Linked DNA regions of Homo sapiens: regions 1, 2, 4, 5 and 6 are each linked to region 3. Evidence: chromatin loops called from intact Hi-C (ENCODE). Cell type or tissue: dorsolateral prefrontal cortex. All regions are shown on one strand.

Region 1 (5,000 bases), 940 kb before region 3:
ATTTTTTTTCTCACATGGCCTTGGAATTGGGGGTAGGAGGGGTGGGGTTAAAGGTGGAAGCCTAGGCCTTGCAAATATATTCCTTAGGAGGAGGTGTGAGATGGACGTAGTAGTTAAATTGAGCCAAAACAAGGAGCCTTGCCTTGGTCCCATGTGTTCCAGTCTGAAATTGTTCCTGGCAGAGCTAAAGCTTTATCATCCTATGTACTGGGGAGGCACCTATGTGTGCAAGTAGAGATTACCCCCTTATATCAGCCAGGTTAAGTCCATAAAATTTACCCGCAGCCTTTTCTGCCTCAGCTTGTAGCTTTTCTTGGTCTCTGGAGTTCCAATAAGGCTAAAAAATGGAAATCATGATGTATCATTTTATAGATACAGATTGGCAGTGTCAAAGCAACTACTGGTCTTAGTAAGAGCATCATAGACAGTCACAGTGACGAATTAATTTGCTGTTTTTCTGACTCCCATGCTAACCATAGCTACCATTCTTAGGCATCCCATCTTATTTCCGAGGCCCTAAGTTTGGCTTCTGGCTAAAACTGCGTGGAAGTTGCAGACATGTCTTTCACCAACAGATGGCGATAAAGAGCAGATCAGGATACTGAATTCTGAGATTTTCCCAACTCCAGCACAGTTAACATTTAGGGCCAGATAATTTATTGTGGGGAACTGTTCTGTGCATTATAGGATGTCTAGCAGCACCTCTGGCCTCTACTCACTAGATGCTAGCAGCACTCCTCACAGTTATGACAACAAAAATGTCTCTAAACATTGTCAAATGTCCTTAAAATATTTGGATTGCCCCATTGAGAGCTACTATGAAATGTGATGTTTAAGTTTTAAATATGAAAACAGAAAAGAATCAAATTTTGATGGAATTTTTGAAAATCTTTGTTGTTGTTTTTTTTTTTAAATAACGTGTAGTCACTGAAAAAATGTTTGAAAATGTAGGAAAACATAAGAAAGAAAAAAGCACACAAAATCCCACCATTCAAATTACCTTCTGTGAACATTTTAATAGCAATTCTTTCAGGCATATAGACACATAGTTAAATATGTATAATTTTGCATTTATGGCAATGTATAGTATATATACTCTCCTATAATCTCATTTTCACTCAAAATCTACTAGGGATATCTTTCTAGGTCAACAAATATTGGTATAGTTTAATAATTAACTTTAAAGCCTACATAATATCCCTTTGTATGTAATTAACCAGGTCACTACTGACAGCCAACCAGGTTCCTACATTTTCACTATTATAAATAGCACGGCAATTAACATCTTTGAGCATAGGTTTTTGCACAGCTTGAGAGTGAGATTATTTCACACTCATTTCCTATGTGTCTACAATTTTGCCAGGACCCAGAGCTTTAGGGAGTAGATTAGACATAGATTTTCTTCCAAGGATGTGCAAAAACTGGTGGAAAGAATGCGAACGGTATAATGGGAATGTTTCTAACACAAATAAATATGAAAGCTTGAGGTGATGGGTACCCCATTTACTCTGATGTGATTATCATGTGTTCCTGCATTAAAATATCTCATGTACCCCATAAATATATACACCTACTATGTGTATATATATATATATACAAATTAAAAAATAAAATAAAATAAAATAAAATTCCTTTATATACCAGAAGAATGTGAACAGAAGACAGAATAAAATATAAGTAGCATGGAAATGCAAGGTGTAAACATTGACAAAAGATGAAGACATAACTGATTGGATGTCAGGGATATCTTCACAAACATGAGCCTTGAAATAGGTAATATAAAAATTAATCTCAGCTCCTTTCTCTTCAACTATAGTTGTTGCAGCAATCACTTGTTTAAATGCCGATTTCTCTATTTCCCCTGCTCCCTGTGTGAGGGCCATAGCCAGGTTTCTCTTCTCCCTCTTTTTTATATCCTATGTTTATTACAGGGTCTCACACTTATCTTTAGTAAAGTTTGCTGAATGGAGGTATTCATGAGAAACTTTCCTGCCTGAAGAGCATTCTCTAAAACAAAGAGAAGGAAGAATTACATAGCAGAAATAGGTCTATGGATTCAAGTTCAAATTCTCTCCAACTTCCCAAACTCAAAGACAGATAGGAAACAGAAACAGGAAAGAGAGAATGGAAGAAAAAAAGGTAAATTAATATGCCCTTCTGTGATCTCTCACTCTTTCTCTTTCTGTGATTCTCTTTCCTCTTTTGAAAACCTTATCCAAGGAGAAATATCAATGACTTCAGAAGGGCAATAGGGGGTGATCCTAAGGCTTATACTATGACTCAGATAACGTACAGAAACATTTTACTCTCTTTATTTTAGTCTATAATTTGATATTCGTCTCAAATCCCCATCCACTGGTTAGCAGGAGAAAAAAACAACAAACCAAACTAATAGTTCAATCTAATTTTCATTTAGTCTAACCTGACAATTTAGTATATTTTTAGGAATTATTCATTCTCTGTTGGATAAAATGATGCTTGATTACTAAGAAAGCCTTCCCCTGCTTCTCATCCCAATGTGTGGTGGAAAGAGTGTGGTTTATTCAAGCTTCTGGTGCTGAGAAGGAACTCTAGCCTCAGCCTTGTTTTTCTGTTGCAGCAGCTCCATCTGCTGGTCTCTCGAGCACTGTTTTTTATGAACCTAGTTGTTCAGCATTCTGCAGGACACCACTGCTGAACTGGCTAGTTCACATGGGGTCTACACTTTCTACAGGGACAATGTTTCTGAGTTGCTAATGCTGTAAGAAAAATTTTGCTGTCTGCATAACCCTGAGTTGATTGCCACATCCTCCAGCCTACAAGTTGGTCCAGCATTCCACACTCTGTTATTGTCAAGTCAACTCATTCGGCTATGGAGGCCTATAAGAGCCCACCAGGTTTCAATTCAGTATCTAAATCACATAAAAACTCAAGGCATCTTTGTAAAGTTAAACCCCAGGGGCTCTCTCTACTTGACTGTGATGTGCTACATTTCTGTGACTGAGTCCTAAAGTTGATGCATGGCATAATTAATCCATTTGGATGTCAAAAGACTAATATTACCTCAGTCTTATTTCTCTCTACTTTTCTTTCATAAAGAATTCTAACTCCTTCCAGACAAATGAATGTCTCCGGTAGAGTAAGAAGATGCTTTAATTATGACACTTTTACCTACATCTTCATCTTCACTTTTGTTGTCTGATAAGGTCAAAGCCTTATCCTGTGCTCTGTTCACTGCACCTCCAGGTGTTTAGTCTGGAAAGCTTGAGATGTGGAAGATCAGTGGGAGAGAGACTAGAAGAAAACGGCCTGCTCACACCACATGATACCGGTCTTGAATTCTCACAGACATAAACACCTTTCTTTATTTATAATATTCTTTCATCATAATTAAGAATCTGGCATGTCGGGAGCTTGTCCATTCATCCAATACACATTCGCAGAGTACCTATTATGTGCAGTGTGCTCTGACCAGCACAATGTGTAAGCTACTGTGTTAATTTTCTATTCCTGCTGTAACAAATTACAACCAATTTGGTGGCTTACAACCACAGATTTATCTTAAGTTCTGGAGGTTAAAGTCCAAAATTAGGTCTTATGGGGCCGAAAACAAGGTATTGGCAGGGCTTCCTTCCTTCTAAAGGCTCTCAGTAAAATCCATTCCCTTGCCCTTCCTGCATCTAGAAACTGCCTGCATTCCTAGACTTCTGACCCCTTCCACCTTCAAAGCCAACAATGGCCATTCAAGGGTTTCGGTGCATCGTTCCAACTCTGACCCTGCTACCTCCCTCTTATAAGGACCCTTGTGATTATATTGAACCCACCTGGATAATCCGGGATAATTTTCTTGTCTCAAGATTGGTAATTTAATCACATCTACAAAGTCCTTTTTGCCATCTAAGGTACCATGTACAGGTTCTGGGGAGTAGGAATGTGAACATCTTTGGGGGACATTTATTTATCAATAGCATACTCAAAGAGAGACTAGCCCTCAGTGAGTCAAATGACTACAAAACACGTGGCTAATCTTTTTTTAATAACTTTTTTAAGCTAAAATATAACAGTTATACAAATACTAAAAAATGCTCAGAATGTATATGTACAGCTCAATGAATCTGGCACAAGGCATACACACTCCAGTAACCACTATTCAGGTCAAGTTACAGAGCATTACCAACACCCCAGTATTCTTTCCTTATGCCCTCTTCTAATCACTATACCTTCACTCACTCCCCAAAAGCAGTTTAACACCATACATCAGTTATGTTTCTTAGACAGGCAATTGAAATGATACAATATGTATGTTTTGTGCCTGCCTTCCTTCACTCAATATTACGTTTGTAAGATTTATCCATGTTACTATATGGAGCTATTGTGGTTCATTTTCTTTTCTTTCTTTTTTTTTGAGAGTCTCGCCTTGTCACCCAGGCTGTAGTTCCTCTCTGTTCCATTGGTCTATATATCTGTTTTGGTACCAGTACCATGCTGTTTTTGTTACTTTAGCCTTGTAGTATAGTTTATAGCATTGTAGTATAGATTGCAATGGCACGATCTCGGCTCACTGCAAGCTCTGCCTCCCAGGTTCAAATGATTCTCCTGCCTCAGTCTCCTGAGAGCTGGGATTACAGGCGTCTGCCACCACGCCCAGCTAATATTTGCATTTTTTCAGTAGAGACAGGTTTTACCATGTTGGCCAGGCTGATCTCGAGCTCCTGACTGTGTGATCTGCCTGCCTCAGCCTCCCAAAGTGCTGGAATTACAGGTGTGAGCCACTGCGCCTGGCCTCGTAGTTCATTTTCTTTGTTGTATAATGCATTGTATGACTAGATCACAGTTTATTTATCCTTTATGCTGATGAACAAACATGTGGGTTGTTTTCAGCTTTGGGGTATTTTAAACAGTGTTGCTATAAATAGTTTTGCACATGTCTTTTGGTGCACATATACACACATTTCTGTCAGGCATATACAACAAGTAGAATTGCTTGGTTATGGCATATACATATCTTCAACTTCAGTAGA
Region 2 (5,000 bases), 880 kb before region 3:
GACCTTGTGATCCACCTGCCTCGGCCTCCCAAAGTGCTGGGATTATAGGTGTGAGCCACTGTGCCCAGCCATTTGTCTTTTTTTTTTTAACTGTTGTTTCTTCAAGGTATGTTTTATCTGATGTAAGTACAGCTACTCATGCTTGTTTTTGTTTTCTTTTTTCATAGTAGAATTTCAAAGTAGAATTTCCAAGTGCATATTTAGAGTGCTTTGAAGTCTATGGAAGAAAACGAAATATCTTCATATAAAAACTAGACAGAATCATTCTCAGAAACCACTTTGTGATGTGTGCGTTCAACTCACAGAGTTTAACCTTTCCTTAGATACAGCAGTTTTGAAGGACTCTTTTTGTACAGCTCTTTACTTTGAACATATGGGTATTTTTATCTGTTAGTTGGGTCTTTTGTAGGCAGCAGATAGTTGGGACTTGTTTTTGTATCCAGTTTGCCAGTCTATATATTTTAAGTGGAGCATTTAGGCCATTTACATTTAAGGTTAATATTGATATGTGAGGTTTTGTTCTTGTCATAATGATGTTACCTAGTTTCTTTGTAGTCTCAATTGTGTAATTGCATTATAGGATCTGTGAGCTTTATACTGATGAGTGTTTTTATGATGGCAAGTATTGTCCTTTTGTTTCCATGTGAGAACTCTTTTGAGCATTTCTCATATGGCCAGTGTAACGGTGATAAATTTCCTTAGGGTTTGATGGTCTATAACTTTATTTCTCCTTCATTTATAAAGCTTACTTTAAGCTTTATTGAAAAACTCTTAAAGAATTTTTTTTCCTTAAGAAAGATAATAGGTCCTCAACCTCTTCAGGCTTGTAAGGTTTCTGCTGAGAAATCTTCTGTTAGTCTGACGGAATTTCCTTTTTAAGTGATTACACACTTCTCTCTAGATTATATATATATATATATATATATATATATATATATATATATATTTTTTTTTTTTTTTTTTTTTTTTTTAATGAGACGGAGTCTCGCTCTGTCATCCAGGCTGGAGTGCAGTGGCGCGATTTCGGCTCACTGCAAGCTCCGCCTCCCGGATTCACGCCATTCTCCTGCCTCAGCCTCCCCAGTAGCTGGGACTACAGGCGCCCGCCATCACGCCTGGCTAATTTTTTTTTGTATTTTTAGTAGAGATGGGGTTTCACCGTGTTAGCCAGGATGGTCTCGATCTCCTGACCTCGTGATCCGCCGCCTCGGCCTCCCAAAATGCTGGGATTACAGTTATGAGCCATCGCGCCCGGCCTCTCTAGCTATCTTTAGAATTTTTTCCTTCATGTTGACTTTGGACAGTCTGATGACAATATACTTTGATAAGATTTATCTTGCAAAGAATCTTCCAGATGTTCTTTGAACCTGTTGTATCTGGATGTCTAATTTCTATCTAGACCAAAAATATTTTCCTGAATGATTTTATCAAATACATTTTCCAAGGTTTTTACTTTTTATTATTATCCCTGAGTAATGGCTATTGCTCATAGATTTCGTTGCTTTATATAATTTCATATTTCCTGGCTGCATTTTTAAAAAATTCTCCTTTGTTTTCTTTTTTATATATAACTGGGTCAATTCAAAGGACCAGTCCTCAAGCTCTGAAATTCCTTCTTCTACTTTGTTTAGTATGTTGTTAAATAGTTCATCTATATTTTATAATTCCTTCAATGAACATTTCATTTCCAGAAGTTCTGTTTGGTTTTCTTTTAAATACTTACCTCTTTAGTAAATTATTCTTCCATACTCTGAATTGTTTTTCTGATTTCCTTGTGTTGCTTTCTGACTTTCTCATAGATCTCATTAAGCTTCCTAAAATCCATGTTTTGAATCCTTTTTTTAGTCCTTTCAAAATTTTCATTTTGTTTAGGATGCATTGCTAGAGAGCTAGTGTAATGCTTTGGGGGTGTCAAAAAACTCTTTTTGTCCTGCCAGAGTTCTTACACTGATTCCTTCTCATCTAGAGAAGTTATGACCTCTGATTTTTGAACTTTATTCCATTTGAATGGTGCTTTTAACTTTTTTATTCTTTTCTCCCTTGAGGGTATGACTGTAACATATATTCTGTATGATACTTTGGCTTTGTTTCTCAGTGCTTTCAGGGGGCCAAGGCTATGTATGAACTCCTTAGTTATAGATAGCTTTTGTGCAGTGGCTTTCTCAAATGTTGATTGTTTTAGTGATATATTGGGTATATGAGCTGACTCATTATCTTCTGTGGTGCTGGGAGTGGGGAGGTCTCAGGGAGCTTTTCCCATACCCTAGAACTATGCCCTTCTGTCAGCAGGTTTATTTGGTGGTGCAGTTCAGTCTATAGTCCAGTAGATGGCGATAAGGAGTAAGAGCGGGCTCATCTCTGATGACAAATGGAAGCACCTGCTTTGACAGAGGCGGTGGAAGGAGCTCATGGTGGGATGGGCTGATGTCTTCAACGTGAGGGGTGCCACGGTGGGACCTCACCACCTCCTTATCCTGGGCAGCCAGGAACACAACCTACATGTCTATTACATCCCTGTCACCAGGCTTGCTACTTTCAGTTCAGATAGACACTGACCCTTTTCTCCAGGTCTCAATGAAACTAGGGCCCGTGGAAAATGCCCATCTGCAGGTACCACTGAGATAGCCTTGAGGCTGAACCTCTTTTTCTGGTTTAAGACAGGTAACTCTGTGGCTGGTCTGCATTCCATTGCAGGAACACAGCAGCTCTGTGTAGGGAGGGGGAGATGTGCTCCACCTTTATGCAATTCCAGGAGGCAGGTACACTTTCAGTGGGGGTGTAACCACCTGGAATCATGCTGGAAAGCCTCACTCTAAGTGCACTTATGCCAATTCACAGTGGGAAAAACCTTGGCTCTGTCCACAACAGTAGACTGGGGGAGTGGGAGAAGATTCCCCTCATCCATTTCCAGCCACTGGTGTTGCCTGTCTGCTTGGGCAGAACAACACTTTTCCCCTTCAGAGACAACCACTGCACCCATCACTCTTCTGGGAGGGGCACAGTCACCCACTGGACACAAGTAGGGGGCTCTCAGGCAGGAGAGAGCTTTCTATTTGGTTTCCTTTGTTCTAAAGGGTGTTTTGGTGGGCTGCACTGTGCCTTCTCCCAGCAGCAGCCCATGCTGTGAACTGGATATCCAAGGATCTTGCAACTCCCAAGGATCCCACTGTTCCCCTGTGTTCGCTGCACTTAGAGCAGCATCTGGAAAATGTTTGTTGGGGATCTAGTGGTATGAAGAAACAAAGACTGAAATTCTCTGGGCAGGATAGTAGCCCACAATCAGTGTACAACCAACACGGTGCCTACCATTTCAACTTGGGTTCAAGGGGAGTGTGTGTGAACCTGCACAAACTGGCTACTAAGTGCTGGACCCCCAGGGAGTTTCCAAATTCCTCCTGACCGCAGTGCCTGGGCTTACAAGAGCAGAGAGGCTCTTCAACAATTTGGTCCTCAGCAGCCTGTCACAAGGGTAAGGAGAACAAAGAAACTCCCACCTACACTTTCTGTGGGATTGCAAGTTCCTCAGGAGTCAATCTCTGCCAGAGTCTTGCTGCCTTCCTTTTCTGCACCTGAGCTTCTTCCTGTGGCTTCTCTGACTGGTTTTGCATTCTTCCTCAGCATTCCACTCCAGCCATGATCACTCATCTGTAACTTTGTCTCTTCTTTCTGTAGAGAACTCACATCTGACATCCCTAGTTAGCCATCCACAGTGGATGCCTTTTGTTGGAACACAGATAATTCATAGTCTGTGCCCATTCAAAAAGTTCACCTAGCGTACCTCTTTCCCAGACTTCTTTATCACCAACATTCAAATCCTGTTCTTTCCAAGTCCCTTATCATCCAGCCAAACCACTGCCAACTGCTGATGAATTTGTGTAGGTCCACACTTTTGACCAAAATAACAAACTTCTGAGGCATGAAACAACATGGGTGAAACCTAAAAGCATTATGCTAAGTGAAAGAAGCCAGACACGATAGATTACCTAATGTGTGATTCCATTTACATGCAATTCAAGGAAAGGTAAAATTATAGTGATAGAAAGCAAGTTATTGTTTGCCAGTGTCCAGGGGGCACAGCTAGAGGACTCATTGCAAAAGGGATGAGAGAAATTTTGGGGGTGATAAAAACGTTTTGATTTTGGTCAGGCACGGGGGCTCATGCCTGTAATCCCAGCACTTTGGGAGGCTGAGGTGGGTGGATCACAAGGTCAGGAGTTCGAGACCAGCCTGGCCAACATGGTGAAACCCCATCTCTACTAAAAAAATACAAAAATTAGCCGGGCATTGTAGTGTGTGCCTGTAATCCCAGCTACTCGGGAGGCTGAGTGGGGAGAATTGCCTGAATCTGGGAGGCGGAGGTTGCAGTGAGCCGAGCCACTCGACTCAAGCCTGGGCGACAGAGTAAGACCCTGTCTCAAAAAAAAAGGTTTCGATTTTAAATTATTATTATTATTTGAGATGGACTCTCACTCTGTCACCCAGGCTGGAGTGCAATGGCACGATCTTGGCTCACTGCAACCTCCGCCTCCCAGGTTCAAGTGATTCTCCTGCCTCAGCCTCCTGAGTAGCTGGGATTACAGGGGTGCGCCACCACACCTGGCTAATTTTTTTTTGTATTTTTAGTAGAGGTGGGGTTTCACCATGTTGGTCAGGCTGGTCTCAGACTCCTGACCTCATGATCCACCTGCCTTGGCCTCCCAAAGTGCTGGGATTACAGGCATGAGCCACCGTGCCTGGCTGGTTTTAAATTATTTTTAAAACTAAAATAAAAATTGTATATATTTATGGTATACAACATGATGTCTTGACATATGTATACATTATGAAATGATTAAACCAGACTAATTAACATATCCATCACTTTATATACTTATTATTTTCTTGTGATGAGAACATTTAAAATTTACTTTCAGCAATGTTTAAGTATACAATACATTAATTATATGGTTTGGAAACTTGTCCCCCATAAATTTTATCCCAATATGAAATGTGATCGTCAA
Region 3 (5,000 bases):
GTTCTGGAGTAAGACCTTAGATAAGAAAGTTAATGGGGTATTCAGGAGTGGGTCAGATTACCAAGGGAAGGATTCTATATCACAGGCTCTAACTTTTTGAAATAGCTACCAAATATGGCCTGAATCAAAGGGCAGGAAACTGTGCAAATATTTTAGCTTCCTAACATCTCTAAGAGATTAGGAGAGCTACCGCATGGGGATTTTTTTCCTTGGAAGCAACTAGGCACTCAACTCAACTAATTGCATATACACAAAACTGCTTCTCTGGACATCTTAGTGTTGTTCACCTGGTTCCTGATGTTTCATCTTGAACCTCTAGTTCTCCTGAATCAAGACTGAAATTTGTTGTGCCCCTTGGAGACCGTGTCTTTCTACCCAGCGGGATATAGCTGGCTCCTCTTCTCACCTGCTTTGTCCTGTTGCCACTATATTTCCATGCCTCACTGCAAAATTCTGAGAAGGCACAGATGTAAGTGAGTCTAATTGCTGATATAAAACAAAGTATCATCTGAGCTACTGAAAGCATTTGCATAAGTGGGCTCGGAGTCAAATGTAGTGAGCCTCATGAATGTGCATGAAAAAGGAAATCCTTGTATGAGTTAGAGAGAGCTGATTTTGGATACTAAGCTTAAATGTAAACCTCAGCAAAATTCTTGAGTAGATTATTAAGCTATGATGAGTAATGACCTAGAAAAGAAAGTTGATCACCTGGAATCAACCTAGGGTCACCAAGAATAAATCATGACAAACCTTTTCTCATAGTTTCTATAATTGTGATGCTTATTGGCAGCATAATATTTCATTTATCTCTATCCTTGAGACCTGTATTTTTTGCTATCTTAAAAACTTGGCAGTGAATATCTTTAGGCATTTACTTTTTTTCTTCTCTTGTATCATTCCCTGCATGGGGCACTTGTTTTGTTTCAGGAAAAGGGAGGGGAACTATCTAGATAGAAGGAACAGTGTGAAGGAGAAACAAAGAAACAATAAAGAGTGATCTTGGAGCAGTTTGGTGAGCACTAGCCAATTGAATTTGAAGTGAAGAGTGGTGGGAGAGAGGGCTGATGAAATAGGAACTCTAATTTTAACACACAGTTGATGGGGATTCAATGGGACCCAGACTCTGAGCAAGAAACAGAAAGGATTGTGTGGATAAAACAAAACTGGAGGCAAATAATTACTAATGGTAAAGGTAGGCGTGGGGAGGGGGACCTGTATCAGAAATAGGATTCATTCAAACATTTATTAAACCCTTACTGGGATACTTTCTGGGAAGGGGCCCTTTTCTCTCCAAGTCAAATGGTGAGCATATTCCTATGACTTTTAACACCAGTTTCCAAATTACTATCTTACACGAGTTCTGCAAAATGATGCTGTCACTGGCAGAGTATGAGAGCATCGCTTCACTGATGCACGACACTCAAACTTTACTTATTGAAGAGATATTTTTCAATCACTTCTGGCTCTGGCATTTTCAGATTTTCAACTAAATTTCCTCTTCTTCCTCCACCTGGAAACATGCTCACAACCTAAATTTTATCCTCCACCACTAACAAATTTTCCTTAATTCTGCTGAAATTTTTGCCCCAAATCTGTTTAGGTTTGATGAACTTTTAGAAAGAAATCTATACCAACTGCCTCTGTATCATCTTTTCCCACTCATTCATAAAACCTGTGTGATCTTGTTTCTGCCATTAACATCTGACTTCACGTGATATTTCAGATACCACCAATCCCAACTCCTCTCAATTGTTCAATTTCCCATCTAATTATTCTCCCTTTTTTATGGAGGTGTGGGGTGGGGACTGGACACCTCAGTTCTCATCTCTTTAAGTTCTAACTTAGTGTGGTATCCAAATGATTGGTCACATCTTTTTCTTTGGTTTTGTTTGTGTTTTAAGTTAAAGGCTGCATTCTCCAGGCTGTCATAAAAACACACCAATTTGGTTCTCCTCCCACATCTCAGAGTTCTTTCCATCTCTTAAGTGAGAACGCTGGTGTCTCATCATCCCTCACTCCTCTCCCCTTTATTTTCTGCTCTCTTTTCTCTCCATCGTACACTGTCTTGTTTTCAATTATTATTTTAAAAGAAAGATCTATGAGAAAATGCCTCATTCCAATCTCACCCTGACTGCAGTCCTACTTCTACCTCCCTGATGATATCTCTCTGCAGATGGTCCATTAGTGTTTAATGAACAAACAACTAACCACACACTGCTAATCAAATGTGGAATAAACTCCATTTCCAGGCGTTCAAAGGCCTCCATACAGTGACTTCCACCTTGCCTTCCACTGTCCACTCCAGGACACCTTAAGACCCTCTTAAACCAGCGATTCCCTGAGCCTGTTCTGCGCTGGTTCCTCTAGGCTTGCTCTGTCCTCTCTGCTTGAAAGGCTTGATGATTTTGGCCTGATTGACCTTGATTTTGTTATCTATAACTTACAATGTGTTTTGTGAGCAGTTTAATAAATAAGGAAGACATGCTTGTTTCTGGAATGGACTAAAAGTCACCAACACAAAGTTTTTGTTTTGTTTTGTTTTGTTTTGTGTTTTGAGAGTTTCGCTCTTGTAGCCCAGGCTGGAGTGCAGTGGCGCGATCTCGGCTCATTGCAACCTCCATCTCCCGGGTTCAAGCAATTCTCCAGCCTCCCGAGTAGCTGGGATTACAGGCGCCCGCCACCGCGCCCGGCTAATTCAATACAAAGATTAAAGCGGCACTTTTTTTTTTTTTTTTTTTTTTTAAAGTAAGGAGCACAGTGCCATCTAGTGGAAAAAATGTGTAGTTGCAGGGGAAACTGGGCGGATCCATTATTCAGCAAGTATTTATTGACAGCTTTGTGTGTCAGGTGCTGGGTTCTAGGTACTGAAAACACAGCAGTGAATAAATCAGATAAAACCTCTGACCTCATGGTGCTTATGTTAGCTATTCTGTGAATTTACCATAGCTACGTAAGGACAGCCAAAGTCAATACCTTAATTAGGTGATGTTTGGAGGCTTGAAAAATCCAGTCACAGTTAGCCTTGTCACTGTAGTTTTCAGGATAGTTTAGACTCTGTATGAGACCTTCTTCAAAAAGGACAGTTAAGTAACTGCAACCTGAATCTGAAACGTAAGAAAAAGTCCAAACAGATGGCACCATTCAAATAAAGAAGAATTCTCACTGCTCTCCCTCCTGTCTCCTGAAAATGATGCATATCAATTGCATTTTCAGACACTGCGAACAAGAAAAGACGTAGTGCATGATTCTCCAGAACTCATCAGGCCCTCTCGACTCACTTGGAGGGGCAATCACTACGAGCTAGCAGGGTGAACTCAGGGTTGAGGGGGAGACTGCCCCCTGTTCTCTAGTTGGCCTGTGCCCCTCTCCCATGTGGAGTCAGTTGGGCCTTGGGAGAGGGATCCCTGCCACTCACCTAATTCCTATGGGGCCTAAGCTTCTACAGAAGGTGGAGATAGTATGTGATTAAAAGTAAATGGTTTTACCAGGAATGTAGTTTGGTTTAAGAGCTTTATAGGTAAGATTAAACCCAGCTGCATTATCTGTGGCATCAGAGACGAATTTCAGCCTTAGAGAATTAGAGCCAATAAGAATGGATGAAGGGAGGCTTTCTCCACAAAATTTTCCTGCAGGATGAGAAAAAAGGATTCTTTGTTCAGAATCTAGAAAATAGTTCCCATTCAATGATTTAAGAAGAACTGAATTTGCCATGATATTTCAGGATTGTCCAATCCAAAGTTTCTCAGTCTTGTCACAATTGACATTTTGAGCCAGAACCTTCTTTGTGTTCTTGCCATCCTGCATCTTTTGTAGGATATTTGGTAGCATTTCTGGCCTCTACCAGTGACAATTCCTGCCCTTGTGACAACTGAAAAATGCTTCTCATTCATTGCCAAATGTGTCCTGAGGGTTGGGGGTACAAAATCACCTCCAGCTGAGAAACCACAGAAACACCATTCCATTTCTGTTTCTTGTAAGTAACCTGTCTCCTTCTCATGGTTGTCTATTTGTATTTTCCTTCTTAGCTTGATGAGGCAGGGAAAGGTCATTTTCACAGCTAGGAAAGCAGTGAGCTGTCTGGACATCCTGAGAGGCCCTGGAATATATCTAGAGTTTATTCCTCATGGACACCAGGTCTGGCAAATGGGCCTAGGAAGCCTGGTTTGATGGGAAGCAGATTTGGCAAGTAAATTGCCCTGTGACCTTGCAGCCATCACCCAGGCTCAGATTTGGTTCCTTCCCACTCCCAATTCTGAGTCTCAAAGCGGAAGTCAAGAAGTGTGGCATTTACAGATGGCTGAGTGCCAGACATAAGATAACTAGGCCTCATTAAGCCCACTTGGCACTGGTTTCCATTTGACACTGTGAAAATCCACTCACCAATGGGTCTGTCTTCTAAAGAATACATTGACAGGTAACTGTGGTGACAAGACTCAACATCTAGGTGGGAAAAACTGAGCAACACATGCATTTCCTCTGGTACCAGCAGGGTCCAGACACACCGTCTGTAGGCAGATCATGGAGAGGGCGTTATTTCTAGACAGAAAACGACTATCACAGTCCAATTGGTGGGCCCAGACCGGAGGTGGGAGTAAGGAGGAGGAGTACAAAGGGGGTTACTCACTGCTTGCTCTCATAATATAGGTGGAGGCTTTCTGGGAAGTGCAGCTTCCCCTCAGCCCCGCTGACTATGACATCCTGCTCACTGCACCAGGCTGGGAGGGAAAGCCAGGAGAGTCAGGGTTAGTTATGCCAGTTAACCACAGCAGCCCCTCCCTCCAGAAGCTGCAAACACCATAGCCTCCTGGTTCTTCTTGATGTACTCTTCGTTCTTCATGAAATCTTCTCCTGTCTTTGCTTCTATGATGCCTTTTTGGTTCCTTTTAGATCCTGCTTAACCTTGAGATTCTATGATTGGTTTTCTTTCCTTAACTCTTCTCTCTCTTTTTATTTTATTTTATTTTATCTTTGAGGCAGGGCCTCAATCTCTCACCGAGGGT
Region 4 (5,000 bases), 550 kb before region 3:
TTCCTTCCTATAATTAGCCTTCTGCATTAGTTCCTATTGAGATAACCTATAAAATAACAACAGAAATTAAATTGGAATGCTTACATATTCTAATTGCGAGGATTTACATATTTTTAGTGTACATATATTGATTTAAACCACTTTATAACAGTCCTGTGAAGTGAGTACTTTTAGTTTTTTTCACTTTGCATATGAAAGAAATCAGGATAAAAAGAGATTAAATAGTTTTCCCAATATTTTTTGGCTCTGAAGTGAGTCTGAAACCAGACATCCTGGCTCCAAAGTCTGCACTCTTAACCACCAAAGTCAGGCCTTGTTCTTGCCAATTCTCTTTCCAAAAACTGTTGTCTTGTCCCTGAACTTCAGTCCAGCCAATTAAGCAAAAATATTTTGGGTGCCAGCAGCCTGTCTCTGGTCCTTCAGAGTTTTTCCCACAATGGATTCCCCATCACTGCACTCGACCTCCTGTTGTTTCAGCAGCAACTTCAGTACCATCTTTCTGCCCAACACTCAGTAGTTCTCCAACACTGAGATTGTGGACGTGGCTTGACAACCACTGTTAGCCAAGAGGGTCACTCAGTGTCTGTTTGCCCTGTCCAAGTGGGTGAACCCATTGCCAGGTTGTGGTGTCATTTCCTACCTGTATTTTTCTTACTGTGAATAAATGACTAGCTTTGCCTATGAGTTACAAGCCATAAGTAAGTGCAAAATAATAAATAAATAAATAAATAAGATTAAAAATCCAACAAGAAGAAAAATACTGCTTGAATATGAAGAAGAAAAGTGCCTGCAAGGAAACCCAGAGACTGAGCATGGACCCTCTCCTCAGAGAGTGTGGACAGAGCTGGCAGAAGAGAGTAATAGAGAGGAATATGGGTGTTTGTAGCCCCCTGAGCAAGATGAAAGAAGTGGATGATTCCTGGCAAAATACCTGCTACATAATAGGTGATCAAGACAAAATATTTGCTTGTGGAATAAATGATTGAATAATGTGCATACCTGATTCAAATTATGAACCTGGCAGGGACAGGATATTTATTGTATGAAGGAGAATAAGAATTAACTGGATATCTGTAGGAACCTCTGGCTGAAAGCAGTCTAGAAGGACCTGGATTCTTCTTGAAATTTTATTTTCCAAAAGTAGAACAAACACTGGGAGATATAGCTACAAAGGGCCTGTGGTGATTAATCCCGTGATGATTAATTTTATGTGCCAACTTCACTGGGCCACAGGATGCCAAGATATTTAGTCAAATATTATTCTGAGTTTGTGCATTTCTGGATGAAATTAACATTTGAATTGGTAAACAATTCAAATTGTGTATTGGAGTATACATTTGGATTGGTATCTAATGTATCTAATGTTTAACAATCCAAATGTATACATTGAATATATACAATGTCTACAAATATATACACTGGCATATACATTGGTACATACATTTTAATTGATAAACAATTCAAGTTGGTAAACAATTCAAATTGTGTATTGGAGTATATATTTGAATTGGTTAAAATTGGATACCAATTCAAATGTATACATTGGAGTAGATATTTGAATTGATAAACAATTCAAATTGTCTATTGAAGTACAGCAGATTGTCTTTCCTAATGTGGATGGGCCTCATCCAATCAATTGAAGATCTGAATAGAACAAAATGGCTAAGAAGGTACTCCTCCTGCTTGACTGCTTGAGCTGAGACATCAGGCTTTTCCTGCCTGCAGACTGTACCTAAAACACTCATTCTTCTTGGCTTTCAAGGCTGCAAGCTTTCAAACTGGATCTTGCACCACTGGCTCTCCTGGGTCTCAGCAACTGCAGATCTTGGAACTTCCCAGCCTCCATAAACATATAAGCCAATTCCTTTTAATAAGTCTTTCTCCATGTGTAAGTGCCTGCAAGGAAATACGGAGACTGAGCATGGACCCTCTCCTCAGAGAGTGTGGACAAAGCCAGCAGGAGAGAGTAATAAGAATATATATATAATATATACATATATTATACATATATATATGATACACACACACACACACACACACACACACACACACACACACACACACACACAGTTTACCAATTCAGTCATGTGCTGCATAACAAAGTCTTGCTCAATGACAGACTGCATATATGGTGGTGGTGTCATAAGATTATAATGGAGCTGAAAAATTCCTACTGCCTAGTGATGTTGTAGCTCTCATAGTATCATAGCATAACACATTACCTTTTCTGTATTTACATATGTTTAGATACACAACTACTACCATTGAGTTACAGTTGCCTACAGTATTCAGTACGGTAAAATACTGTACAGGTTTGCACCCTAGGAGGAATATGCCACAGCATTCAATCTAGGTATACAGTAGGCTGTACCATCTAGGTTTGTGTAAGTACACTCTGATGTTTGGACAACAATGAAATTAGCTAACAACACATTTCTCAGAACATATCCTTGCAATTAAGCAATAATATGACCATAACAGGATATATATATCCTGTTGGTTCTGTTTCTCTGGAGAATCTTGACTAATACAGGGTCGAATTCTTATAAATAAGGAGAAATTTTTTGCTGCTGTAAAAATTGCACAAAAGTGAAAGGGTCATATTAAATTTGGAAATAGAGATATGAAATATTTAACGTAGATATTCTAAAGATAAGAAAAATGATGATCATAGTTCTGTACCATGAGACTTTAAATTGAAAGTTGGCTTTGAAAGTATTGGAAAATTCTGACTTAAAAATACAAAATATACTAAGTAAAGAGAAAAAATAGAAGAGGCACATGAAGATGCTAAGAAGACTGTAGAGGGAGCTGTCTGATCAGCTTAGATACTAAAGGACAATCTAAGATGAAAGAAAAGAACACACAATCAAAGACTGCCTTACATGCACTATTCTCTGAGAAGTAACTTATTAAACATTTGTGTGAATAAAGCTGAAATAAAAGACAATTATGTTTAAGAATTGTGTCTAGAAAATTTGTGTTCAAATATGCTAGAATTGCAAAAAATGCTGTGTGGGAAAGAAAGGGTAGGGTGCTTTGTTTTTAGCCACTGGCAAAACTAAGAAAGAGCAGAACAGACCCTGCTTGAGGATCATGCTCTAATAAATATTTTTGCAGATGGAGAGAAAGTAGATGTCTCAGTCCTGGTTTGGTTCTGTCTTCTCTTTCAAGGTATAATATTGGGCTGGGAAGGACTCTGGACTTTTGAAAGAAGGAAAAGAGTGCAGAGGGAGAGTGGAACATCAGAGAGTTTCAGCTCATACCAGACCTAGAGTTTACAGTCCACCTTCTAAGAGTTTGCAAAGGGGATTCTTAATATATTCACAGTTTGGTCATTGAAATAATCATTTATTAAGCATTCTGTCCTATTCCTGTCACCAGGCCAGACACTGGGAATACAGATGAAGACAATACAATATAATTTCCTTGGGAGTTTGAAGAATTCCAGAGTATAGGACCACAGCTGGAGATGAGGAAATGTTCTGATTTCTCCTGGGGGAATGAAGTGTGTTCCCTGAATTAGTGGCTTCCTGGTTTTTAGACAATAAGGCTTCAAACCAGGTTGACACATCCCATGTCAAACATTTGGTGGGCAATAAAAGTGAGATTCAGTCTTCTGAGTCTATAACTCATCTTACTTTGATTCTGCTCTAGCCCCTAGTCCTTCTTCTTTGCTATGTCCTCCTAGCTTCTAGTCCTTAGCTTGGTCTCTTGGTTATAACTCTGTCCTCACTCTCTGACTAAAATACTGAATTGACTTTAATTCATTCATTTAATCAACAAATATTGACTGAATGTCTGTCATATGCCAGCCTTTATTCTAGATGCTGGGGATACACCAGTGAGTAAAACAATGTCTCTGTTTTAATGGGACTTACCTCTGGTACTGGTCAAAATATAAACTCTCTCTCTCCTTCTCCTTATTATATATATATATATATAATATATATTATATATATATTATGTATATATATTTTATATATATATGCTGTATACTGTGTATTTATGGTATGTGTTATGAAGAAAAATAAAATCAGTGTAAGAAAGACAAGGAGACTGGGGGTTATAACACCTGAACAGAGATTGAAAGGAATTGAGAGTGAGAGCCATGCTTGTATCTGGTGAGAAGAACATTTCAATAAAGGGAAATACCAGTGTAAAGGCTGGAACAGAGTGAGTGGGGGAGACTGGTAAGAGGTTATAGTTGTAGTGAGAGCAAGGGGAGCATAGGATGTAGAGCCTGCTAAGCCATGGTAAAGATTTTGACTATAATCTGAGACTGTGAGCTCCTGAAGGGCTTTGAGCAGGGAAGTGCCATCATCTTATATGTTTTAATAGTGTATCTTGGATTGTCATATATAGAATAGGATTGGGGTAGGGGTAGATAAAATTAGAAGAAGAGAGAAGAGTTAGGAGTCTATCGGAGTTATCTGAGAAAGAGTTGATGGTAGCTTGGAACAAGTTGTAATAGTACACGCAGGAAGAAGCGATGCAACTGTGAATATATTTTGAAGGTATAGCGGAAAGGATTTGCTGCTTGATTAGATGTGGGCTATGTAGAATAGAGACGTAACATTCCTGGCTTTGGCCATAGTGTCCTCTAAGACATGGCTTATCCTCATCTTCTGATTTTATCCACTTCTAGATACTTTGGAGGCTGACTCTTCCTACTTCCATTGAGAATCCTGGCACCCAACTCTGACACTGGCCTTCCTTGACTGTGCCCCTGCTAGGCTTGCTCTAACCTCCCCACAACCCTTCCCAAAGGAGAATTAAACAGGCTTTTTCTTCTCTCAAGTTAAATAAACCCCCTAATTAAAATGACTTTCATTGTGTCTTAAAAATGTATGTAAATCTAAGGAAGATTGGGGTTAACTATGTAGAAATCTGTAGCATTTTATTTATGTTTCTTCTTGACTAAGGAATCAATGTTTAGGGACTTGAGTGATCATAAAATAAAAATGGGCACAGAAATCGTGACTAAGGAGGAGAAGGTT
Region 5 (5,000 bases), 250 kb before region 3:
AAGTACTTTATTATAGAACACCATAAGCACTCCCATCTAGACTCTCACTGAACTGCCTTGATTCAGCCTCTGTTCCCGTACAACCTGAAGACTCACCAGAACACGTATGGACTTGCAGCTGTCCAGAAGCACAGTGATGAATGGTGTGTTTGGCCACTCCATTTGTTTTCACATAGTTTCCCACAGTTTAGAAGTGCTGAAGATGAGACCTTAAAAGAGTTGGAACCCCCCTGAGTAGAAAAGAAGCTGGAATTAGCAAAATAACACAAATAGGCATGAGATTCATCCTACTGGGAGGAAGTCACCCTTACAAGAAGAGAAGCACAAATGAGGAGGACCCCCGCTCACTTAAGTGTAAAAAAAATGCTGTGTTTAGAAGCTCAGTAAGATCACAGTTAGTGACTTTTCCCAGAGGGGGTATAAGAAGTTTCATGGAGACCCAAAAGGTCTGATGGCAAGATACCTTCCCAATGTTGAGTAAGGCGCCATAGTCTGCCAAAACTCTTCAAAGCCACTGCTTCTCATGGACATAAACGTTCCACCAGAAGTGAACATGGTGGTATTTTTTGAGTGGAACAATGAAAGATGTGAGAATACAGGTGGTATTTTCATTGCTTCTTCCTACTGCCCTTTGGAACTCTGGAAGACTGAAGAATATCTAAAGATGATCAGTAGTGGACTTACAAGAATAGGTTGATATTTAGAATGAGGTTCTGAAACACAGCTTAAGATACCAGAATAAATCATTCTAGCCATGAGTGCAGAGAATCTTACAAAGACATGGGGGACTATGTTGCTTAGCGACTGATCAGCTGATCTCATCAAGAGGATTTAAAAACTGATACCAGGAGGAAGAGTAAGACAACACAATAAAATAGACAACCCACAAGACCAGTTGCTATGAATGACATCCAGTGGGATGTGGAAAAAAAGGGTTCCAGGACAGGAGGTTTCCAGTGATTCACAGGAGATAAGATTGAATCCTAGATGTAAGTGATGGCCATGGCCTTGGGTGTCCTAATGCATCCTGCAGAGAGAACAAACAGAATAACCCAGGACAATGATCACAGCCTTGTAGATATAACTGGCACCCAAACATGTCAACAGACCACTTAGAAGCAGACAGATTAATGTGCTATACATGCCTGAAGAGCTGTGTACCTAACGTTGAAAGCTCATTGATACACATATTGTGGGCATTAGCAGAAATGAGCCTGCCAGGGAAATATGACAGGTGGAGAGGTGAGACTCCTAAAACAAATCAAAGCACTAGTACAGAGATAAAAATCCAGTGGTGAGGGAGAAACCCACTGAGGAGATGTTTCCTGGAAGTCTTCTTTGGTTAAAGACAAAGTGAAAACTTCTCCAGTTGCTTTGCTACAAGTATTAGAATACTTTTGATGTAATGAACAGAAATCCTGACACAAACTAGATTGAACAAAGAAACTGTAGCATCTGGACAAAGGGTCTAGAGATAGGATTGTAGATTCCATGGTTAAGGATGGGGGGTTCCGGGATTGTAGATTCTGTGGTTAATGATGGTATCAGGAACACCAGTTCTTCCCAGGCTATTGGGCCATCCTTCCTTCCTTTCTGTTCATCTTCAGGTTGGTCGCAAGATGGATGCAGGTCTAGGCATTGCATCCAGACATGAAAGTAGCCACAGGAAAACGCACTTCTTGTAGCTCTCTGTTAAGAGCAAGGAAAAAATTATTCAAGTGCCCAGCAAACTGGCTCCTTACACATCATGGCCAGAAGTATGCCAATTTTTGAAGCAGTCACTGGCAAAAGGAATGGGACTGTGTGGGCCCAACAGGTTCAGCCCTGGAGATGGATCCCTTCTTCTGGGACACCAAGAAAAACACCATCCCCTTCTCCCCTGGCAATACCCAGCCAACCTTCCAGCTATGACTCTCCCCCACAGGCACCCTGTTTCTTCTCATGACAACTCTGCACTCCATTATCCACCTCCTGGGAGCAAACCATTTTGTAGCCTATTCCAAAAAGCTCAAGCCAGCACAGACACCACAGGGCAGCAAACGAAATCTGAATCTCAAAGCTTGCCAGACCAGCAGCGCCCACTGAGAAACTCTCCAGATAAGAGATGATCCCAGGAACCCCACCGCCTCCTGCCATGTCTCTGCACATGCCATCAACGCTCTGCTCTCAGTGAAAATGGCTGAGGGGAGGAGCTTTTCCTCTACAGACCCAACGCTGCCATTTCCCACCCCTGTGGTGGGACTCGAAGAGGGGCTGGAGAACACGTCTCCACACACATACAGCTGTGGCCTGCTTTTGGCTCTCTCCTCCCACTCTTCTGCAGCGCAAACCAGGGTGGAGGATGGTGTCAGACCCGTCTTTCGGAACACTTGTCATTTCAAGAACCAGAGAGGCAAAGCCCTTCAGGCATGTTTGGAGTCCCAGAGAGCTCAGCACAGGACTCGTGCTGCCAACACTGTGACTCTAGACTATCTTGCTGGGAATCGGGATTTCAGCTCCTCTTTCCACACACCTTCACCCCCAGCACTGGGCACCCACTTCTGCAGCTCCCCACTCAAATTGGTCCCCCTCCTTTATGACACTGGGCTTCTCTGGATTCCTGTCAGCCGTTTTCTCCAGTCCTGGGGCTCTCAATATCTCCAAATACTCACATGGGTAATGGGTTCCTTGACCCAATGACAAGCATCTGTCTCTCAAAGAGCAGTAGGCCTTTCCTAGGGCCTCTGCCATCAGCTCTGCTGCCCTTTGCTGCCCTCCCCTGGCCATTGACATCACTGCAGGTAACTCTTCAGGACTCTGATGGGTTCATTGATACATCCATTCAAAAAAAAAGTATTTAGGGGCCCTGTGTACCACGCGATGTCCAGACACTGAGGATTCAGTGATAAAAACACATGGCGCCTGCCTTCCAGGAGTACACAGTCTAGTGAGGAAAATGAGAGAGAGGGAGAAAAGCAGAGAGAGAGAGAGATAATGAATGAATGAGAATGAGAATGAAAGAAGGAATGAGAATGAGAGAGAGGACTTTTTGAATGGGAATGAGTGGATTCTGGTGTGCCCTTGTGGAAGTCTAGATTTGCTCATTGTTCTGCAGACCCGACTGCCTAACATGTTCACCTGAAAAGGAATCCCCTGGCCTCCCCTTTGGAAGTGGAGTTGGAGAATTTATTTTAAACCGAATATTTCTGAGCAAGTGCAAAGCACCCTACCTGGCACTGAGGTATAATGGGGAAATGCTGGTCCCATCCCCCACAGAATTTACAATCTGGCTGAGGAAATAGACATAAGAAAATAATTAGATTGTTTAATAACAGTTATGGTGTTACCTGGTACTGTATTCTGTCTTAGTCATACCTAGCAAGAGCTCCACACAGCAAGGATAGGGCATGGGGTCCATGTTTTAGGGGGTAGAAGGAGTGAACCACAGAGAGCACAGCCCGTGCACATGGTAGGCACCTCAGGAAGTGCTGAATGCATGAAAGAGGCTGCGCAGCAGACAAGGCTCCTGGGAGCCAAGGCCAGTGTCTCCAGCCAGCTCAGCTGAAATCAGCAGCTCATGTGCTCCGTTCTTCACCTTCAGCATGCCCACTTCATCCTGAAACTCTCTTCTACCCACCACCTCATCTCCAGATGCAGATCCTAATGTCCCAGACAGGACTGTTGGCAGGTTCCAAGTCAAGTGAAGGATAATTCAAGAGCCACAGTCCAATAGTGCAGGAGCCATATCTGCTCTATTTGCCATTGTATACCCAATCCTTCACATAGTACCTGGCACATAGGAGGTACTCCATAATTCTGTGACGGTTGTTGAATGAATGCATGGATTTTGCATAACTATTCAGGCAAGAGCTTAGCTTCTATAGAGAATTTGGTCATGATTGGATTCATTTGATCAGTGGAAGCAGCCATTCCAGTTTACTATAGAAGTAACATTCCAGTTACTATAGAAGTAGATTTAGAACCTAATTTGGCCTATTGGCTACAAAAAGGGTACAGACTCTGAGTTGTAGTGAGACTGCCAGTCTACCTGCAGGTCGATGAGGGCTCCTCCATCCTCCCTGGGCTGAGATTTAATAGTGCCTCTTTTTGCTCAGCCTGCTCTCTAATCCTCAGGGTGAGAGATCAGTATGAACTGACAGGTCTGAGAAATCTTCCTAGGGGAGGAAGAAGGGTTTCCAGCTGCAAGGAGAGAGCAGCGTGCAGTGACAGTGAGGCACCAGGATGTAGAACAATGCTGCCAGAACATATTCCCTGAGGTTTGGGAATGAACTTCTTCAAGGGCTGTGCTCCCTTTTTGATGGGTCCTAGTGGGCCTCTGTGCTGGTCGTGACCGACTTTTCTTCAATGATCCAGTGGAGGCTGCAATGTATTTTGCTTAAAACTACAGCTGGTTTATAATTTTGGCCTCAGACAGTAATTACAGCTGCTGGGGCTCCTTGGAGAGATAATTACGGAAAGAATTCAGCATATTCATTTTATCTACACACTTAACCATCAATTAAATCATTACCATCTAATCCTATTCCAGAGTCTAGAAATGTTCTGTGAATATATAATTTTGAAGGCACTGAAGTTTGTTTTCAGATGGTTTTAAGTGAAAAATTGCCCAATTTCCATAGCCAATGGAGGCTTTCTCTATGAAAGCAGAGCCGAGAGTATCTCCTGGCTTGTGGTTGCTGCCTCCCTGGGGGCCTGCACCACATAAAGGGCCAAGCAGGAATGGATTGATAGGCGGGAGCTGGGACTTTGCCTTTGATCTCCCATGGAGTTTGTGATTTTCCAAAGCAGGATTAGCACTGGGACTTAGAGGTCAGTGGCTGGAGACAGACAAGAGGGTGGCTTGTTTTGCCAAGGAGCTTCCAGGAGAGTCTTCCCCTGCTGGGATTCTGCTAGGGCCCTGGGCTGTCATCCACTTATCAAAGTCAGGATGGGGTCTTTTCACTTTGGGAACCCAGGAGAGAGTGTGGTATTTAAAAGCATGAGTGCTGGAGCTGGCTTCA
Region 6 (5,000 bases), 600 kb before region 3:
CTCGTGGTTGTGGATTTGCAGGAGTTGAGGACTTGATAATAACATCAGTCTGCCCTAGACAGGTTGACAATGGGTCACTGAACCTTGCAGTCAACAGCTGGAGAAGGGAGAGACAGTAGAATATAAATGGGGCTGAGAAGAACATGTTTTTTGTGAATAATACTTTTATCTAAGGTGGTAAAGGGCTGGAGTCAAAGTCTTGTAATTGAAGCTGTATGGCAGCAAAGCAAACTAGAGGCAGGACTTGCTACATCAGCATTCAAGATTGAGAATGTACTAACATTATAGCTGCAGGGGTAACTGTGGCCCAGGCTGTGCAGCTGACCATGATTGACTGCATTAAAAATGGGCTAAAAGCAGCTTTCAGTGAAATTTGCAGAAGGCCAATCCTTTCCAGGATGCCAATCTACTGAGGATTAGTTTTGGATAAATTAATCCTTGTCTCTTAGCTAAGCAATGGAGACATATTGGTGAGCCAAAGTAGACATTGTTAATCCTCACATGGAACAGTGTTCAAAAGGTAAGATAGACTGGTTAAATTGTCATACAAAAAGCAACATTTTAACCATGACAAGCACTATGAAAGAGAGATACATAGCACTATGAGACATGTTTTTAAAAGCTTGATGTAGTATAACAGGGATCCCCAACTCCTGGGCCAGGAACTGGGCTGCACAGCAGGAGCTGAGTGGTGGACGAGCTGGCAAAGCTTCATCTGTATTTACAGCCGCTCCCATCACTTGCATTACCACCTGAGTTCCACCTCCTTTGAGATCAGCAGCAGCATTAGATTCTTACAGGAGCATGAGCCCTATTGTGAACTGCACATGTGAGGGACCTAGGTTGCATGCTCCTTATGAGAGTCTAATAGTTGATGATCTGTCACTGTCTCCCATCACCTCCAGTTGGGACCATCTAGTTGCAGGAAAACAAGCCCAGGGCCTCCACTGATTCTACTTATGGTGAGTTGTATAATTAATTCATTATGTATTACAATGTAATAATAGTAGAAATAAAGTGCACAATAAATGTAATGTGCTTGAATCATCATAAAACTATCTCCCCCGACTCCCTGGTCCCTGGAAAAGTTGTCTTCCACAAAATTGGTCCCTGGTGCCAAAAAGCTTGGGGACCACTATATATAGGACACCTAGAGAATGCATCCTTAAGTGATAATTGAACTAAGATGTGAAGGATGTATAAGAGCTAAATTTCTGTGAAAATTAAATGAGATAATATATAAAAAAGCATGTAGCACATAGTAACCCTCAGTGAATGAAGACTGATTTTCTTATACCTATTCTCTTTTGACATCAAGGTAGTTTTCGCTGGGAGTTTGTGCTATATAAATAAAGGTGAAGGAATGCAGGTGAATTACTAACAGACACTAATTTAAGAGAGCATATCTTGAGGTTGATTACCAGGAGAGGGGAAATGAGAAACACAGAATGTGAATCAACAAATAGGAGAGGCAAATAATGTGAGATCAGTTCAAGGTCAAACTAGTAAGAAAAAAACAGATGAAATGAAGAAGTTGGGAAAAAGACAAGTATTGGCTGGATTAATGCCCTGGGAGTAACTACTGATACCCCCTTTAAAGTCTCAGAGCCAAGTTCACAGATAAAGTAGCTTTTAAAGGTATCAGGGTTGTTTGAATCTGAGATGAATCAGACCCTCTTTATCCTTCAGGCACTCATAGTTTAGTGTGGGTAACATTTTTCTGCATAAACTACCTAAAATGCAAAACAGAGCAAGAAATGTTATCAAATAGGCATGGGCAATGTGCTAAGCAAACCAATTAATTCTGATGAGGAGGCTTTCCAGAGGTGGTAAAATTTCAAGATATTCCATGAAACAGGGAAACTCCTCTTTCATTTGTGTATGTTATCCACTTTAAATACAGCTAGGTTCATTTGTTTCTATTTGTAATTAATTTTAGGAGTGTCTTCATCTTGTTGATTTTATATCCCATCTCTGCTAATTTACATGGAAACTATTGAAACTTCTGAAGATGGGAGTGATTATCTGAGCTGCAGTTTGGCACCTGAGAGATGGACCGAAGAGAAAGGTTGGAGGGAGAGAGCCATCTAAACATACTAAGGCTTGCATTTTTATTTGTATTTAAAATTGCCCTAGTTGATTAAGAAGCTGAGTGGAGGAAAGCATGCTTCCTGACACGGAACAGAAGTTACCATATGATAACAGTCCACTAGATGTCACTAAAAGCTCAAGGATTGGTGCTTTATGTTTCCTTTCTTGAACCTGCCCCTTGGAACTTGAACTCTAGGGTCTGTGGATTTAGGCTAGGTGCTGCTTATGCTTTTAACTGGAAATCCCCATATAATCAGGTACTGCAAGTTATGTACAGTTGAAAAGACCAGAAGTATATCCAAGTATATATAAGCATTCAAATTGGTGGGAAAAGTAATTCAATAACTGATGCTGATTTAATTGGCTAACCACTTTGGAAAAAAGTCCTAATGATTTTGATCATTATACACCAAAATGAGTTCTAGGTGGATTAACTTTTTTTAGGTAGGATTTTAACTTTTTTTTTTAAGTGTGGTAAAATACATATGACAAAATTTACCATCTTAGCCATTTTTAAGTGTACAAGTTTAGTGGCATTAAGTACATTCACATGGTTATGCTGCCATCACCACCATCCATCCATAGAACTCTTTTCAACTTGCAAAATTGTGGATTAATTTTTTTTTTTTAATTGAGATGGAGTTTCGCTCTGTCACCCAGGCTGGAGTGCAGTGGTGTGATCTCGGCTCACTGCAACCTCCGCCTCCCGGGTTCAACCAATTCTCCTGCCTCAGTCTCCTGAGTAGCTGGGATTATAGGCATGTGCCACCACACCTGGCTAATTTTTGTATTTTTAGCAGGGACGGGGTTTATCATGTTGGTCAGGCTGGTGATCCGCCTGCCTCGGCCTCCCAAAGTGCTGGAGATTACAGGAGTGAGCCACTGTGCTCAGCCAGATTAACTTTTTAAATGTAAAAATAGAAACAACAAAAAGTTTAGAAGAAGATCTATTTGTGTTTTTATATAATTGAGTTTTGGAAAATTTTTCTAAGCCCAACAGTAAAGGAGGTATCAAAAGTTATATATTGATAAATTTTATTACCTAAAGATTAAAATTTTGTTTACATCTAAATGCCTCAAAGTTTATTCATTTATTATATATATGAATAATTTATCATATATTCATTATGATGTGGTTATAGGACTTGCTGGTTTTCAGCTATGGAGCTGCTGTCAGTTCCTAGGGACCTCCCACAATTCCTTGCCATGTGCTCCTCTCACATGTCCTTTTACAATATGGCAGTTTATTTCTTTTATGCCATAGCATAAAAGCTCAGATCTCTCTTTTATGATATCAATCTAAGTAGCTCAGTTCTCACCCTAAAGTTTTAGGAAAAATTAATAAATAAGGAGTATTCACTCTCTAATAAGCATGCATATTATAGAAAAATATGTAATGAGAAGCAGAAATACATTAAAAATTAGTGTATAGATTACTTAACAAAGATAAAGCCCACACAACATCTAGTTTCATCCAATATGTTAATACCTTTTTATAACTCCCTCTTTGTACTTCCTCCATGGAAAAGATACATGGGTAGGACATGAGGACATCCTGGATATTTGGTATGGCGTTCTTTGCTGGGTACTGACTATTTTTAATTATTTTGACCATTAGCTTCCTTACAGTTAGCATATTATCACTTAACTTGACAGTTGTTTTGAATTAAGAAATCTCACAATCAATCTTGAATTGGAACTGATATGTGTGCTTTTAAAAACAAAATCTATAGTGTTGTTTGGTATCAAATCCAGAGTTAAGCTCAGCTTTGTCAGAATGTTGGGGCATACTTCCTTCACAATGGCTGCTTTCTAGTGGCAGTTGTCAGGGTATAACTTGAGGTTAAACCATTCTCAGTGTTCCATTCCCTGGTTTAATCATGCCCTTACCTGAATCCTTCAACTACCTCACAGGCAGCAATTCATTGACTCCTATCTGGTATGAGATTGTAAACTGAAAGATGTCCTGATTTCCCCGTTACAAGATGATATTGTCTTCTGTTTTATCCATCAGCTATCTTTATCAGTAACACCAGAAAATTATATATAATATGATTTTATCTCTAGTCTCAAATTTGTGCTGATGAACTTAATCATCATAATGTTCTTATTTTCATTTGTGTTTTGTCTTATTATGTGGCCACAAATACATAGACAGTGTATGTGGTTTTAGCCTTCCATTGTATCTGGAAATTTAATTGTTATAAGCCTTTTCTTGTAGACCTTATTCTGTATTTGTATGAGATTCTAAACCTTCTACAGTGGCTACAATTTTGTTGGTCCCTATCAAAATCAGAGATCTGGGAAAACAAACCATAATGTTTATATTTTCCATTAGGGGAAACGTTCTTGGGAAAGTAATCACTCTGGGTATTTAGACAGCCTGGAAATGCAGTTCCACTTTTCAGATGCTTACTGGTTTCCACGAAAATGTTCATTCCATGAAAATGTTCCGTTGAGGCGGAATGAAGGGGCTCGTGACAGGGAACCACTGTGTGCTTGGCGTTGTCCTCAGCCTTCTGTTCACTCATTTAGTATAGACCAGTATATACTACTGGCTGAGCATGGTTCTGAAGGGTAGAAATGCAAATATGAGACACTAATTATGATCTCTATCTTTGAGGATTTATTTCTCAGCCTTGTGAGGAAGAAAAACACTAACTAGAAATTGCAATCCAACTCACATATGAGTACAAATGAAAACACTTCATCCTGGAAGCAGAAAATACGCTTCTGCTTTGGAATAGAAGCAAAATTGAAGACTAGAAGTGAACCTGAAAAGAAGGCAGAAGTGAAGTAGGATCTGCATAAACTGTTACATGTTTTCTCTTTTATGTCCAGTTAAATATTTTTGACAGTAGAACTGCAAAAATACTTAACATTGAATTGAAGAATTTCTTTGTAGAAGT

Evidence for each region. Peaks named below come from ENCODE experiments on the same cell type or tissue, not always from the same donor. Only the 100,000 strongest peaks of a DNase experiment are listed, where the experiment ranks them.
Region 1: it touches region 3 in a loop (2.9-fold over the local background); 2 of 110 quality-filtered maps call a loop at or near these places.
Region 2: a loop joins it to region 3, with 6 times the contacts of the local background. A loop is called at or near these places in 12 of 110 quality-filtered maps.
Region 4: it touches region 3 in a loop (3-fold over the local background); 5 of 110 quality-filtered maps call a loop at or near these places.
Region 5: a loop joins it to region 3, with 7 times the contacts of the local background. A loop is called at or near these places in 19 of 110 quality-filtered maps.
Region 6: a loop joins it to region 3, with 5 times the contacts of the local background. A loop is called at or near these places in 74 of 110 quality-filtered maps.

The regions. Positions count from the first base shown.
Region 1 is chr11:6,754,966-6,759,965 of GRCh38, forward strand. No RefSeq gene overlaps it. Among named protein-coding and RNA genes, the nearest start is that of OR2AG2, 15 kb to the right of the region's middle. In dorsolateral prefrontal cortex, CTCF peaks have their summits at 602 (motif pointing right), 804, 2,597 (motif pointing left) and 2,808; DNase peaks (open chromatin) are centred at 565 and 2,606.
Region 2 is chr11:6,810,260-6,815,259 of GRCh38, forward strand. No RefSeq gene overlaps it. Among named protein-coding and RNA genes, the nearest start is that of OR6A2, 13 kb to the left of the region's middle. In dorsolateral prefrontal cortex, a CTCF peak has its summit at 2,310 (motif pointing right); no DNase peak of the experiment used is centred here.
Region 3 is chr11:7,692,085-7,697,084 of GRCh38, forward strand. OVCH2 (ovochymase 2) reads right to left here. Exons shown (of 16, transcript NM_198185.7): 9 at 4,625-4,715; 10 at 4,381-4,505; 11 at 3,486-3,626; 12 at 2,974-3,104. LOC105376533 (a long non-coding RNA gene) reads left to right here. Exons shown (of 11, transcript XR_007062576.1): 4 at 1-469. Among named protein-coding and RNA genes, the nearest start is that of OVCH2, 12 kb to the right of the region's middle. RefSeq lists an enhancer at 1-129. In dorsolateral prefrontal cortex, CTCF peaks have their summits at 2,810 (motif pointing left) and 3,011; a DNase peak (open chromatin) is centred at 2,714; H3K4me3 peaks cover 405 bases; H3K27ac peaks cover 1,656 bases.
Region 4 is chr11:7,141,290-7,146,289 of GRCh38, forward strand. No RefSeq gene overlaps it. Among named protein-coding and RNA genes, the nearest start is that of RBMXL2, 55 kb to the left of the region's middle. In dorsolateral prefrontal cortex, CTCF peaks have their summits at 2,810 and 3,013; no DNase peak of the experiment used is centred here.
Region 5 is chr11:7,440,031-7,445,030 of GRCh38, forward strand. The region is part of intron 6 of SYT9 (synaptotagmin 9); the gene reads left to right. SYT9-AS1 (SYT9 antisense RNA 1) reads right to left here. Exons shown (of 5, transcript NR_103855.1): 5 at 1-1,689. Among named protein-coding and RNA genes, the nearest start is that of SYT9-AS1, 23 kb to the right of the region's middle. RefSeq lists a silencer at 2,548-2,842 and an enhancer at 2,811-2,860. In dorsolateral prefrontal cortex, CTCF peaks have their summits at 2,760 (motif pointing left) and 2,959; a DNase peak (open chromatin) is centred at 2,751.
Region 6 is chr11:7,096,214-7,101,213 of GRCh38, forward strand. No RefSeq gene overlaps it. Among named protein-coding and RNA genes, the nearest start is that of RBMXL2, 9.7 kb to the left of the region's middle. In dorsolateral prefrontal cortex, CTCF peaks have their summits at 2,218 (motif pointing right) and 2,417; no DNase peak of the experiment used is centred here.